3 separate regions of the Homo sapiens genome follow, and all the other regions are linked to region 1. The links are chromatin contacts, found by Hi-C in ENCODE. All regions are on one chromosome and are shown on one strand. Each heading gives the region's core, a stretch centred on a gene start or an enhancer-like site at or near the end of the contact. The rest is flanking DNA. Distances are from core to core; before and after follow the strand shown. Region 1 overlaps DGKG (diacylglycerol kinase gamma). Region 2 overlaps ST6GAL1 (ST6 beta-galactoside alpha-2,6-sialyltransferase 1). Region 3 overlaps ST6GAL1 (ST6 beta-galactoside alpha-2,6-sialyltransferase 1).

The links. Hi-C counts contacts between places; a loop is a spot of excess contacts on that map. Pooled maps may share reads with other maps.
Region 2: a pooled map shows a loop between it and region 1 (3-fold over the local background). The contact joins two enhancer-like sites. A Hi-C loop is called at or near these places in 2 of 37 single-sample maps with no recorded cell type and 3 of 50 pooled maps.
Region 3: a loop to region 1 is called in a pooled map, with 4 times the contacts of the local background. The contact joins two enhancer-like sites. A Hi-C loop is called at or near these places in 2 of 37 single-sample maps with no recorded cell type and 3 of 50 pooled maps.

The regions. Positions count from the first base shown.
Region 1 is chr3:186,149,865-186,154,504 of GRCh38, reverse strand. DGKG (diacylglycerol kinase gamma) reads left to right here. Exons shown (of 25, transcript NM_001346.3): 25 at 4,317-4,640. The coding sequence ends at 4,415. Among named protein-coding and RNA genes, the nearest start is that of ETV5, 43 kb to the right of the region's middle. Within about 2 kb of position 2,049, at least 4 of the 41 ENCODE cell types and tissues checked have a DNase peak (open chromatin) inside an H3K27ac peak, as active enhancers do.
Region 2 is chr3:187,023,527-187,028,166 of GRCh38, reverse strand. The region is part of intron 2 of ST6GAL1 (ST6 beta-galactoside alpha-2,6-sialyltransferase 1); the gene reads right to left. Among named protein-coding and RNA genes, the nearest start is that of ST6GAL1, 95 kb to the right of the region's middle. RefSeq lists an enhancer at 1,977-2,306 and a silencer at 3,860-3,949. Within about 2 kb of position 2,791, at least 6 of the 41 ENCODE cell types and tissues checked have a DNase peak (open chromatin) inside an H3K27ac peak, as active enhancers do.
Region 3 is chr3:186,998,837-187,003,476 of GRCh38, reverse strand. The region is part of intron 2 of ST6GAL1 (ST6 beta-galactoside alpha-2,6-sialyltransferase 1); the gene reads right to left. Among named protein-coding and RNA genes, the nearest start is that of ST6GAL1, 71 kb to the right of the region's middle. RefSeq lists enhancers at 2,248-2,367, 2,508-2,557, 2,568-2,787, 3,326-4,216, 4,217-4,640. Within about 2 kb of position 2,541, at least 10 of the 41 ENCODE cell types and tissues checked have a DNase peak (open chromatin) inside an H3K27ac peak, as active enhancers do.

The DNA.
Region 1 (4,640 bases), core at 800-3,299:
CCTGGCTAATTTTTGTATTTTTTAGTAGAGACGGGATTTCACCATGTTGGCGAGGCTGGTCTCAAACTCCTGACCTCAGGTGATCTGCCCCACCTCGGCCTCCCAAAGTGCCAGGATTACAGGTGTGAGCCACTGCGCCTGGCCTTGTCCATTTACATTCGAAGGCCTCTGATGGCAGGAAACACTGTCAGGAAGCAGCACATTCTAGGATCTTGGAGAGCCCGGAAACAACTAAGACCGGAAAGCCATGCAAACCTTCCTCCTCCCTTAGGCTCACCATATTTCTTTAACTTTTAAAATATCGCAGAGACTATTTGAGACCTTCCAGATTTGTGCCTTTCTATGCATCTCCAGTTCAAATTACAGCAGACCTCAGACACTTTTCTTTTTTGTTGTTTTGTTGTTGTTGAGACAAGGTCTCACTTTGTCACCCAGGCTGGAGTACAGTGGCGAGAACACGGCTCACTGCCGCCTCGACCTCCCAGGCTCAAGCGATCCTCTCACCTCAGCCTTCCAAGTAGCTAAGGGCGCGCCTCCACGTCTAGCTAATTTTTGTATTTTTTGTAGAGACGAAGTTTCACCATGTTCCCCAGGCTGGTCTTGAACTCCTGCGCTCATGCGATCTGCCCCTCTGGGCTTCTCAAAGTGCTGGGATTACAGGCGTGAGCCACCGCGCCTGGCCCCTCAGACACCTTTCAAATGGTTTGGGAAGGGTTCACACTTCAGGTTATTGGCCATTTTACTAGGCATTATCTGAATTACACACCCTGAGAAGGCAACATTCAGGAAGAAGTCCCTCAATCTCTTGCTTCTCTTGAAGTAATAAGAATGTGTTGGTTTGCAGAAAACAGCCCCCAACAAAGTCAATCCCCAGCACTAGTGAAGTTCACATTTTTATTCTATTTTAAAGGGGAAATTACATGCTGTAATAGTTTTGTGAACTTCGAACTATCATGCAAGAGTCTAGTGTATCAATTCTCTCTGTGATCAAACAGAAAACTATGCACTAAGCTGCTGATCTTAGCACTTGGCCAGGTGCTGTCAGTGATGTGAATAGTTTTTAAGAAAATCATGGAGACTTTAGTTAATGGCCTGACTCGCCCAATTACCAAAGAAGCTTGGGTGCTAACTACAGAAACGTGGGATGACCTCTTTCTATCAGGGTTTGAAAAGGCAGGCTTAGCCACATCCAACTACCTCCTAAAATAGGATCATAACTATTTTACCTGCTAGCCCCTAATTTGAGGGTAAGGGACTGATATCTCTTTGACTGGAAATGAGGATATGATTTCATACTTCTTTCGGTTCTATAGTAATAGAATCCACAAAGCTGACCAAAATATTATGTTACCCAGGAGCCCCAGACTCCTACCCTGTCAAGACCTTTGTCAGAACCGCTGAAAAACAAGCAGGAGAGATTTGAGTTTTACTTCCTCTTCCGTGCCCTGGAGGTACTAACTAGCAAATAAATAGCTCAGCTAAAGGGATAAAAAAGAGAAGCAAGGGTCTTGTGTCATCTAAATAAAAAAAAAAAAAAAAAAAAGGCCGGGCGCGGCAGCTGGTGCCTGTAATCCCAGCACTTTGGGAGGCCGACACGGGCGGATCATGAGGTCAGGAGATCGAGACCATCCTGGCCAACATGGTGAAACCCCGTCTCTACTAAAAATAAAAAAATTAGCCAGGCATGGTGATAAGCACCTGTAGTCCCAGCTACTCAGGAGGCTGAGGCAGAAGAATCGCTTGAACCTGGGAGGTGGAGGTTGCAGTGAGCCGAGATTGCATCACTGCACTCCAGCCTGGGTGATAGAGCGAGACTCTGTCTCAAAAATAAAAAAATGTGGGGGAGGGGCTCTACCAGCGGGAAATGTAGGCACCAGCTACCATCCTCTGCTTCCAACAGAGCCATCTCCACTGCCAGCACGTAGGGCTTATCAGTCAGTACTTCCACAGTGTGTTGTACCCTGAACAGGCACTGCACTGGCTCAGAGAGTGCCGTGGTGAATAAGCTGAAGTCCTTCCCCTCATGGGCATGGGAGATCAGGAGTGAGAGAAGGCTGACCACAGGGGAACATGCCACAAACGTGTTCCACAGGGGAACAAAGAATGCTACATTGCATGCCACAGATAAGTGCTGTCCGAGTCTCCAGTCTCCAGCCTATGCCTCGCTTCCGTGCGTCCTGGGATAAACATAATGCCCACAATAAGACACACAGCACAAAATGATGTTGATGCATTCTCGGTTTTCTCCTCTGGTGACTATCAAAAAACAGAGACTCTCTCCCCTTTTAGGTCTCTGGGCTGGTGGAAGCCAACATAAGGATCATTTTCAGCTTTTAGCACCAGGTTATGCTAATTGTCCACAGTGTCTTCTGGTTCTATCCTTCCCTTCCATTTCCTGGAGCCCTTTATTTTTATTTTATTTTTTTGAGATGGAGTCTCTCTCTGTCGCACAGGCTGGAGTGCAGTGGTGCAATCTTGGCTCACCACAACCTCCGCCTCCCGGGTTCAAGTGATTCTCCTACCTCAGCCTCCCACGTAGCTGGGATTACAGGTGCCTGCCACCACCTCCAACTAATTTCTGTATTTTTAGTACAAACGGGGTTTCACCATGTTGGCCAGGCTGGTCTCAAACTCCTGGGCTCAAGTGATCCGCCCATCTCAGCCTCCCGAAGTGCTGGGATTACAGTTCCTGGAGCCCTTTCAATGTAAACCTGGCTTACAGTAGTGCCCTCTTAGCCAGGCACTCACTACCCCAGCTCACCTTGACAACAGCTGTTAAATAATTTCCCTCAAACTCTTTTCTTTTGTGTCATGTTATTCTCCAGCACAGAATGCCATCTCTCATGCTTCCTCATTTCTTCATGTGAACCCAGTCTTTCTGCCTCCCTTTAAAACCCCACACCAGCTGCCCCACCTGTGTCCATGACCACATTTCTCATAGTTTGCCCTGAACTCAACCTGCTCATCTGTGACTTCTCTACCCACTCCCTTTTCATCAACACATTTCCTTTCCTTCCTTCAGATTTTAAAATTCTTTCCTCCTTGTTCCCATCAGACTTTTCTCATTCCATGCCCACCTTGTTTTGGACACCACTTGGTTTAGCCGACATTGATTTAAACTCGTTGATGGTTCTGTGTTCAAGAGTTCTGTTGTTCCCTGCGGTCACACTGTCATTTCCTATAATGTGGTAAAAACCACAAGAATGAGTTCATAGGTTCTGTTTCTTTTGACATCCATCTTTCTCCTTCTCTTTCTCCATAAGACAAGGATTTTACTAACTGTTACTTTCCATTTTACAGTTTACAGTGGGCTTTCATTGACAATCTATTCTTTGATCTTTGTGAGGAAAATAAGACAAATGTTATCCTCCTCATTTACAGTTCAGTAAGCACTGGCTCTGAAGAGTCAATGATTCATCTAAATGTTCACAGCAAAGAAGTGGAAGTGTCTGGACTCAAACCCAGGTCTTTGAATTCTAATTGCTTCCTGTTCCCACTTCATCGTCCTACTCTGAGCATTATCATACTTAATAAATATTGTGGATGGATAATGTAGATTATTAAGGTGGCAAGGCCACACTCAGGTAGGAATTAACTATTTCAAAGCCATGACCTGAGGATAAGGTTGGGAATAAAGGCAAAAATGAGAATACATCAGTGTCTTTCACTTCTGATTGACTTAAAGTTTACAGGAGGAAACACTTATAAACCCTAAAATTTAAAGAAAAAAAAGTTTTAAAAAGAATTTGGGGTCTTCCCTCGAAGGCCAAGAAAAGAGGAAATACATAAGGCACTCAATTGGGAACTCTCCACATAATGGTGCTTGGTCAGAGGTCAGACCAAAGCCTCGGTCACTTGATTGACATCTCAGCACTGCCTTGGCAGGAATGACCAGGAGCAATGGAGGCTGGGAATCTGAAGAACTGGGCTCTAATTGTGCTGCTGCTCTGTTTGTGAACTTAGGCTACTCTAATGGGCTCCTGCAGAGGGGTCGATTGAGTCCCTGAGGTCTCCTCTGGCTGTGACATTCTGAGAGTCTGTGAATACCAAGAACACAAGACAGGTGTGAGCTGATCACCACGTGGGAAGCTCACACCTGTCTCTCCCCAGTGCTTCCGCCCCTCACTTCCAGCCGTGCCAAACTCCAGGCCCAGTCAGGGTCAAGTTGCCAATTTTGAAGCCGTTCAAGGACAGTTGTCCTTCTGCATGGGGCTCCTTCCATCCTGAAGCTGGCCTTTCCTTTCTCTGCGACTCACTCTCCCTTAGGCTACTGAGATTTGCATGCCACTAATTCATTTCTGCCTCTTTGCTTTTAGATTAAAATTACTCACAAGAACCAAGCGCCCATGATGATGGGGCCTCCCCAGAAGAGCAGCTTCTTCTCGTTGAGAAGGAAGAGCCGTTCAAAAGACTAAACAGTGTGCCAAACACCAGCTAAACCAAGAGAGAAAGCAAGAAACTATAATGCACACTCACACACAATTTATGTGCACACTCACACATGCACACACACACACACATACACACTCTTCTCTAACCAGTGGAAGCAAAGCCACCCTTCGGGAAGAAAACGTCACCTTGCCATACATTCTGTTTCAACAGTGGGTACACCCCTAACAGAGCCAGTGCCAACAAAACAT
Region 2 (4,640 bases), core at 1,542-4,041, 870 kb before region 1:
TTCTCTTTCCTTTACAGTAAAACTCCTTGAAAGACAGTCCATAGTCTTGTTTGCAATAGCTATCTTCCCACTCTCACTTGAACCCACTCCAACCAGGCCTCCCCATCTCCATGAACCTGATCTTGTCAGAGTCACAAGGACCTCCACGATCTCCACATTGCTAACCAAATGGTCAATGTTCAGTCTTCATCTTATTCAGCTCATCAGCAGTCCATAACTTCCTCTTCCTTGATGCATATTCTTCACCTAGCTTCCAAAACCTATACTTCTCCTGGCTTTTCTCTGCCTTACCGGTAATGCCTTACTGGTCTCGTTGCTGGCTCCTTCTCTTCTGCCCCACTTTATGCACAGAAATGCCCTAGACCTGCCCTTTCTCTACCTATACTCACCCTCTACTGCTTGTGAGCATCTTGCGGTCAGCTCTCCACCTACCCAGCCCCCTGCAGTTTGAGCTCAATACCTGTTTGTTGAAGTGCACTGAGTCCGGAAAGTCGGTTCTGTCAGTGAGCTTCTACAGAAAGGAAGCCTTTGAAAATTTTTTTTGAGAAAAGAAGACGGGGCAAGAAGGGGGGCCGGAATAAAACACTGCACTCACTTCACTATTTACCCTCTTATCTGTTATCTGTAGAGAGGAGGCAACACTGAGGAGCACAGTGATTCTCAGACTTAGAGCACACCCAAATTATTAAAATCACTTGTTAAAATGCGGGTTCCTGAATTCTGTCTCAATCATTCTGATTCAAGTAGTCTGGGAGGTTGGGAGAATATTGGGGGGAAGTTGGAAATCTGCATTTAATAAGCACCCCAGGTAATTAATTCTCAGGCAAGTGGTGAGAAACAGGTCGCTGAGAACAGTGCTACTGAAAGTGAGATCTGCAGAGAAGTGCTAGGCTGAGAAAGCTTTTCAAGATGCAAGATGAGAAAAGTACAGAAATGGAGTGTAAGTGACTTTTACAGTAATTTTAAAGAGTAATTTTATGCCTGTTAGATCAATACTTTTTAAAATGGGGCTTGTATTTCAAATGTCCTTTTTCTCATTTCATGATTCTGGAATCCATGCTTTTTTATTTATTTGTTTATTTTATTTTTTATTTTTTATTTATTTATTTATTTTTTTGGAGACAGAGTCTCCCTCTGTCGCCCAGGCTGGAGTGCAGTGGTGAGATCTCGGCTCACTGCAAGCTCTGCCTCCAGGGTTCACTCCATTCTCCCGCCTCAGCCTCCCCAGTAGCTGGGACTACAGGTGCCCGCCACCATGCCTGGCTAATTTTGTTTTTGTGTTTTTAGTAGAGATGGGGTTTCACCGTGTTAGCCAGGATGGTCTCGATCTCCTGACCTCATGATCCACCCGCCTCGGCCTCCCAAAGTGCTGGGATTACAGGCGTGAGCCACCGCACCTGGCCCCATTTTTATTGTATTTTACGTAACTACTGATGTGAGAGGAATTGGGAAAAAAAATTTGGTTCTTCACCACCAATAGTTTGAGAAGCCTTGGCTTTGGAGAAACAGTTCACTCAGGCTCTAGTCTCAAAAAGCTAGATTGAAATCCTGGCTTTTGTACTGTAAGTTATCTTAGGCCAATTAGTCAGTTTCTGTGAACCTTGTGTCTTCATCTGCGAAGGATAACAATACTTAAAAGGTTGCCTCTGCAGGGCTGTGCTGACAATTTAATGATAGATTTTTATCACTTTATTTTAGCTAATAATTAATGAGCTTTTACTATGTGCTAAGTAATTTACAGGCAGTAAAGGTCCTGTAATTTGGTGAAGCTCATTTAATTCCTGCAGCAACAACAGTGCCCAAGGCGAGCACTGTTATCACCATGTGCTTCACAGAGTCCCCAGAGGAGCCTGCCCAGGCTGTCTGGCTCTACCACCCCAGCTCCTACCCACCGAGCTCTATCAAGCGGGAACCAACATGGGTCAAAACATTAATCATTTGTCAAAACATTTCTGACAAGTCACCGTTTTGCTCAAAAGCGCAGCAAAGGTCAGAAGCATGATATGCAACAAGAAACCGACTTGTAGCTGGTGAATCTGAGAAGACAGTGAAAGAAAGGAAGCCATGAGGGGCGCGCAGTGCCTGAGAGGCTGTGACTGTTGGCAAGTGTTTACCTGAGGACAGGCCCACCTGCATGGCTCATGGTGGGGAGGGGGAGATCCTGCCCAGAGCAAAGCCCTGAAGATAAAGGGCTTTCACTCCTGCCAAGGGTCTCTTACCAGAGATTACATCTTTTCCCAGCCAGGCAGCACTGATAATGAAGTCCTCAGAACATTTCCCTGAGTACATTTCCCCAGAGGTTTTCTAAGAGTCTGGAGAACAGAACTTTGTTGGGGGGTGTTGTGTCCCCACCATGAGGTCAGGCTGCGGTCCCTGACCAGAGCCAACCACTCGGAACTGATTAGGAGAGCTCTGAACTCCAGATTGACACAGCCATGGCAAAGGGAAATCATGAGCCATTTGCTACTGTCTTCACCCTTGCACCCCATGCACAGACAGACAGACTTGTATTCATAGAAATATCTGCCTTCCTATTTGACAGGTGCCTGGCAAAAAGTAGGCCTTTCGTGCCCCATGAATTCCCTTTCTGTATAATGCCCACTCCCCACTACACACCCCAGCCCCAGGAGGCATCTCCCACATGCTCACCACACAATTTGCACTCCGCTTGGTAAATCAGCATTAAGCAGAGGAGAGCGCAGGAAGGGCCTATATAGAGAGTGGAAAAAACACTTCACCCCTCCCCAGCAACACAGCTACCCACTCTTTCCTCCACATCCCTACACTACACCACACCCCTATGCTACAGAGAGCCAGACAAAGAAGAAAACGGGCCCGCCATCTCCTCAGAAAGAGGAACTGTCTCACCTCCTAATCTTTACTACACTGCTTCGATTTTTCTTGGAGTAATTTAAAGCAAACGCCAGACTTTGTATCAGTTTCCTGCTACCAGCTCTTCCCAACTGCGGATCCAACAAAAAATTAAGCCTTAATGTCCTAAGACCTCCATTGTATGCAACGCATCAACTAACTCCCATGGCATCGAGAATTACCTACGTACCACCCCTGGCAGAATCGTACCACCCCTGGGAGAATTGAGAACGTAGACCCTCAGATTCTCTACACTGTGAGACACACACACACAGACACACACACACACACACACACACACACACACGCACCAGGTTCTGCCAGAGAATATATGAATATAAATAATAATTCAATATGATCACAATGCCAATATCACCCAATATCCAACCCACCTTTAAATGTTTACCAATTCTCTCAATAATGTCTTTTACACTAACCTGCTCAAAAGGGGATCCAAACAAGGACAGGACATTTTGTTTGGATGACTGGATGATGTGCCATTTTCAATTCTCTCTTATCTAGAAGAGTTCCTCGCTCCCTTACTTCTTCTTTTCCACGGCATATATTTGTTGAAAAAATGAAGTCATTTCTCCTGTGGAGTGGCTTATGTTCTGAGCCTGGCTCACGGCTTCCTCAGGGTGTTGTTTAATGTTCTCCTCTCTGCTCTGTGTTTCCTTAAACTGAGTGTTAGATTTCAAGGCTTGTTGAGATTTGGTGGTTTCAAATTCAATGGTTCTCCCAGGCTTTTTTTGTTAAAATATATACACATATACTCTCTCTCTCTCTCTCTCTCTCTCTCTCTATATATATATATATATATACACATATATATGTGTATATATGTGTGTGTGTATATATATATAGAGTATATGTGTGTGTGTATATATATATATAAAACATTTAGGCTGGGCGCGGTGGCTCATGCCTGTAATCCCAGCACTTTGGGAGGCCGAGGCGGGCAGATCACGAGGTCAGGAGATCAAGACCATCTGGCTAACATGGTGAAACCCCCGTCTCTACTAAAAATACAAAAAATTAGCCAGGCGTGGAGGCATGCACCTGTAGTCCCAGCTACTCAGGAGGCTGAGGCAGGAGAATCACTTGAACCTGGAGGCGGAGATTGCAGTGAGCAGAGATCATGCCACTGTACTCCATCCTGGGTGACACAGCGAGACTTTGTCTCAAAAAACAAACAAACAAGCAAAACATGTATATATGTATATATATAAAACATATATATGTATATATATACCCAAAAGGATCTAAGTCCTGGTAGTCTAAGGGAGTTGGAGGTGAGGAAATGAATAGGGAAGGTTGAGTTCTTCTACTTTGTGGTGGCCCCGGGGCCTGTAAGAAAACTTACACCAATACTCATGCGATAGGTTCATTCTTTTTTTTTTTTTTAATTATTATTATACTTTAAGTTTTAGGGTACATGTGCACAACGTGCAGGTTTGTTACATATGTATACATGTGCCATGTTGGTGTGCTGCACCCATTAACTCATCATTTAGCATTAGGTATATCTCCTAATGCTATCCCTCCCCGTTCCCCCCACCCCACAACAGTCCCGGTGTGTGATGTTCCCCTTCCTGTGTCCATGTGTTCTCACTGTTCAATTCCCACCTATGAGTGAGAACATGTGGTGTTTGGCTTTTTGTCCTTGCCATAGTTTGCTGAGAATGATAGTTTCCAGCTTCATCCATGTCCCTACAAAGGACGTGAACTCATCATTTTTCATGGCTGCATAGTATTCCATGGTGTATATG
Region 3 (4,640 bases), core at 1,292-3,791, 850 kb before region 1:
TTCCCCCAAATTGATGGTGATGGCTGATTTTATGTGTCAACTGGACTGCGCCACAGAGTACCCAGATATTTAGTCAAATATTCTGGGTGTTTCAATGAGGTTGTTTTGGATAAAATTAGCACTGGAATCAGCAGGCTGAGTACAGCAGATTGCCCCCTCTCTAACGGTGGGCCTTATCCAATCGGTTAAAGGCCTGAATACAGTAAAACAGGCTGACCTTCCCACAGGTAAGAGGGAGCTCCTCCTGTCTGACTGCCTTGAGCTGGGGCATTGTTTTTGCTGTTGTTGTTTTGGTTTGGTTTGGTTTTGGGGTTTTTTTCCCCCTGCCTTTGGACTCAAACTGAAAGGCCTTAGGCCAACTGGCATTTGCACTAGAACTACGCCATTGGCTTTCCCTGGTTCTCAGGCCTTTGGACTCAGACTGGAACTGCACCATTGCTGCTCCTGGGCCTCCACCTTGCCAGTCGCAGATCTTGGTAATTGTCAGTTTCCATAATTGCATAAGCCATTGTTTTATTTCTCTTACTAATGTTTTATATTCTTCAGTAAAATGTCTTGCCTATCTTTAATTAAACTTGCTTCTTGCATTTGATATTTTGCTACCGTAAATAGTATACAAAATATACTTTCTAATAATTTGTGAACCTGTGCTTTTAAAGAATTATAATGGAGAATTTTCTGGGTAAGGGTAATTATGCACACACACATACATGCTATTGATTCAGAATCATCTGAATCAAGGGACATTTCAGAACCCTTTCTGCTGATACGCCCAGAGTTGAGATTTTACCCAGAAACAGAAACAGACAAATCACACAACTTTCCTCACCCCAAATCCTAAGCAAAGGTAATTGGCACAGACAGGAATTGATGAGATGTTGGCAGAGAGGAGATGCTTAGCGGCAAGAAAGCCACAATGAACCTCCCAGCCAATGCCTCACAGAGTGCAAGGCCATGTAAAAAATGAGGGAAAGAAGTCCTTGGCATTTTCCAGACATAATGACTACATTGACTTTTCCTGAGGGAAAGTTGGACAGACCAGGGAGAGGAATGAGCTGTGCTCAAGGGTCTTTTGGGTCATTTCTTTGCATTTCCTAAAGAATATGTTTTTTACCTTATCATGTAGACAACTTTGATCTGTGCTGCTGAGCATAAAGAAACATTTGATAGCTTCCATAAACCTGACAGTTTGACACTAAGTGTGGGAGGGAAATCACTAAACTAATAAGTATATGAAATATCATCCCTTCTTTGTGGAATTATGAGCTCATTCATCTCCAAAACAAAATTACATTAAAAGCTTCAGACACACGAAAATGTTGATTTGCCTCCCATTTGTTTCAAGATGGCCTTAAACCTAGAATGTGGACTTAAAAATACACCATAACAGAAAATATGGTCAGATCTAACAGCTAATTACAACACCAATATAAGGCAACAAAGCTCTCTCTTTGGTAGAGTAGAAAATAAAGCTAAAAACATTGTTTGTTTGTTTTGTTTTTGGGTTTTTTTTTTTTTTTTGAGACAAAGTCTCACTCTGTTGTCCAGGCTGGAGTGCAGTGGCGTGATCTCGGCTCACTGCAACCTCCGCCTCCCGGGTTCAAGCAATTCTCCTGCCTCAGCCTCCTGAGTAGCTGGGATTACAGGCGCGCGCCACCACACCCGGCTAATTTTTGTATTTTTAGTAGAGACGGGGTTTCACCATGTTGACCAGGCTGGTCTCAAACTCCTGACCTCGTGATCTGCCCGCCTGGGCCTCCCAAAGTGCTGAGATTACAGGAGTGAGCCACTGAGCCCGGCCGTTTGTTTGTTTTTCATTACATATATGGTGGGCCCTTTATGTGCAGGACACTGTGTGAAATGCATTTTCTCACTTAAACCCCTAACATGATGCTGAAGTAGATGCCATAATCCCATTTTACAGATGAAGCTGAAGTCCAGAAAGGTCAGCCATTTGACCAAAGTGGGCCTCCAGAAAGCAATGGAAGTGAGATCCAAACCCAGGTTTACAACAGTTATTGAGCACTACTTATGTGCCAGGCACTGATCTCAGCACTTTTCAAGTATTAACAGATTTAATCCCCACTGCAATATTACAGGGAGACATTGCTGTCACCTGATTTTAGATGAAGAAATGAGGCAGAGAAAGGTAAAATAATTTGTCCAAAGTCACACATCCCTCTGATTCAATGCCTGAGACAGATCTATGTGCAGTGGAGGGTATGGAAAGTGACATGCAGGTCATCCCTTTCCTCGGGCTGTGGACATTTCAGAATGTCCAGGGTTCGGGTAGGAACACTGAGTTCTACCTCGCTTCTGTGCCACTGTGGGAAGTTGAGGCCAAACTTAGTGAAGCCACATGGCCAGCTTGAAACCTGTGGGTCTTCGGGTTTGGCTCTCACCATTCATCTGCAAAGAAAAGCTGTGTAACCCACCTTCTCCCGAGGAAGGCACCTTTCTGCCAACAATGGCCTCACCTGACACTCTGGTCAGTTACACAAGCACTGTTCTAAAAAGCATCTGGGGAAGTACGCACAAATGCATGGCCCATTTCTACTCCAGTTAAATTTAGCAAAACTTTGAGTAAATTTTCACACCCAATGCTGGTGATTAATAGCAAAACAGTTGTGCTCATGTATCACTCATGGCTGGGAAAACAGAAGTGAAACCTTACGAAAATACCTCAGAACAACCAACAATAGTTGAAAAACAGAAAAGAAACATAAATGTGTGGGTGCCTACTGTAGCATCAAATGTAATGCTGAGAAAATTTGGAACAACCTAAATATCTAGCCATAGGAACAAGCAAAATTGTGATCCAGAAGTCCATCGATTGCCTATGAAGCCATTAACAAAAGACATGCACTATAAAGATGAAAAACAATGTTTATAGAAACAAAATAAACTTTTTTTTGAGCCAGAGTCTCGATCTTGTCACCCAGGCTGGAGTGCAATGGCAAAATCTTGGCTCACTGCCACCTCGGCCTCCCGGGTTCAAGCGATTCTCCTGCCTCAGCCTCCCGAGTAGCTGGGATTACGGGCACCTCCACCAAGCCTAGCTAATTTTTTTTTTTTTTTTTTGTATTTTTAGTAGAGATGGGGTTTCACCATGTTGGCCAGGCTGGTCTCGAACTCCTAACCTCAGGTGATCCACCCACCTCAGCCTCCCAAAGTGCTGAGATTACAGACGTGAGCCACCACATCCGGCCCAAAATAAACTTTTGGTCAACACTAAAATTGTAATTCTATTAAAAGCTTGCTTTGCAAACAGACTATGATTACAAGTGACCATTGTTACAAGTGAACAGTAATGTGTCAGGAGGCAGGATACATTTTAAAAATGTATCTTGGCTGGGCACCATGACTCATGCTTATGAATCCCATCACTTTGAGAGGCCAAGGCAGGAAGAATGCTGGAGGCCAGAGGTTCAAGATCCGTCTGGCCAACATACTCTACAAAAATGTTCTTAAAATAGCTCAGTGTGATAGTGCACGCCTATAGTCCCAGCTACTCAGGAGGCTGAGACAGGAGGATCCCAAGCCCACAAGTTCAAGGCTGCAGTGAACTACAATAGCCACTCCAGCCTGGGCAACAGAGGAGGACTCTGTCTCTAAAAAAAATATAAATAAATAAAAGTGTATCTTTACTGCTGTCATAATGTTTGTGAGTAAAACAAGAAAAACAAGTTTAGCACCAAGTTTGTTGCCCCCAGAGCACGCACATGGCCCTCCTACTCCACTTACCCTCCATTAGAATATAGTAGTCTTGGCTGGACACGGTGGCTCATGACTGTAATCCCAGTGCTTTAGGAGGCCAAGACGGGAGGATCATGAGGTCAGGAGATCGAGACCATCCTGGCTAACACGGTGAAACCCCATCTCTACTAAAAATACAAAATTAGCCAGGCGCAGTGGTGCACTCCTGTAGTCCCAGCTACTCGGGAGGCTGAGGCAGGAGAATGGCCTGAACCAGGGAGGCGGAGCTTGCAGTGAGCCGAGATCGTGCCACTGCACTCCAGTCTGGGCTACGGAGTGAGACTCCGTCTCAAAAAAAAAAAAAAAAGAGATTATAGTAGTCTTCCTTCAAGGCGACAAATCCGGGCCTACTTCTTCCCCGGATGTCTTGCCTTAGCATAGGGGACAGAAACACATTTATTCAGCACCCATAATGGCCTGGCCCTGACATAGCTGAGCTGTTCCTATGCATTATCACCTTGAATGACACACACCTTCTACGAGGCGAGTGGTGTTAATGGTCCCACGGCCCTAGACAGAGGCTTACCGCCTAGTGAAAGGATTCCCTTAACTTTCGCATATGCATTTAAAAAGGAGGATTCCCTTTACTTCCCCAGGGCCAGCTGCCTCCACAAGAGCAAGTTTAACAATGGTTTGGAAATAAGATACCCCTGCATTGCCCCCGGGCCCCCTTCCTGGTCGGCTGGCAGTTGGCCACAGTGGGAAGAGGAGGGAGAGGCCAGGATCCAGTTCTGTTGCTTTCCAGCTTCGTGCCCCCCAGGCAAGTTACCTAACCTCTCTGGGCTTCATTTCCTCAACCATTAGATAGTTCTGTAATAAACTTTTCACGTGATTATTGAACTATATGAAATAATATACGTAAAATGCTTAGAACTGGGCTCCAC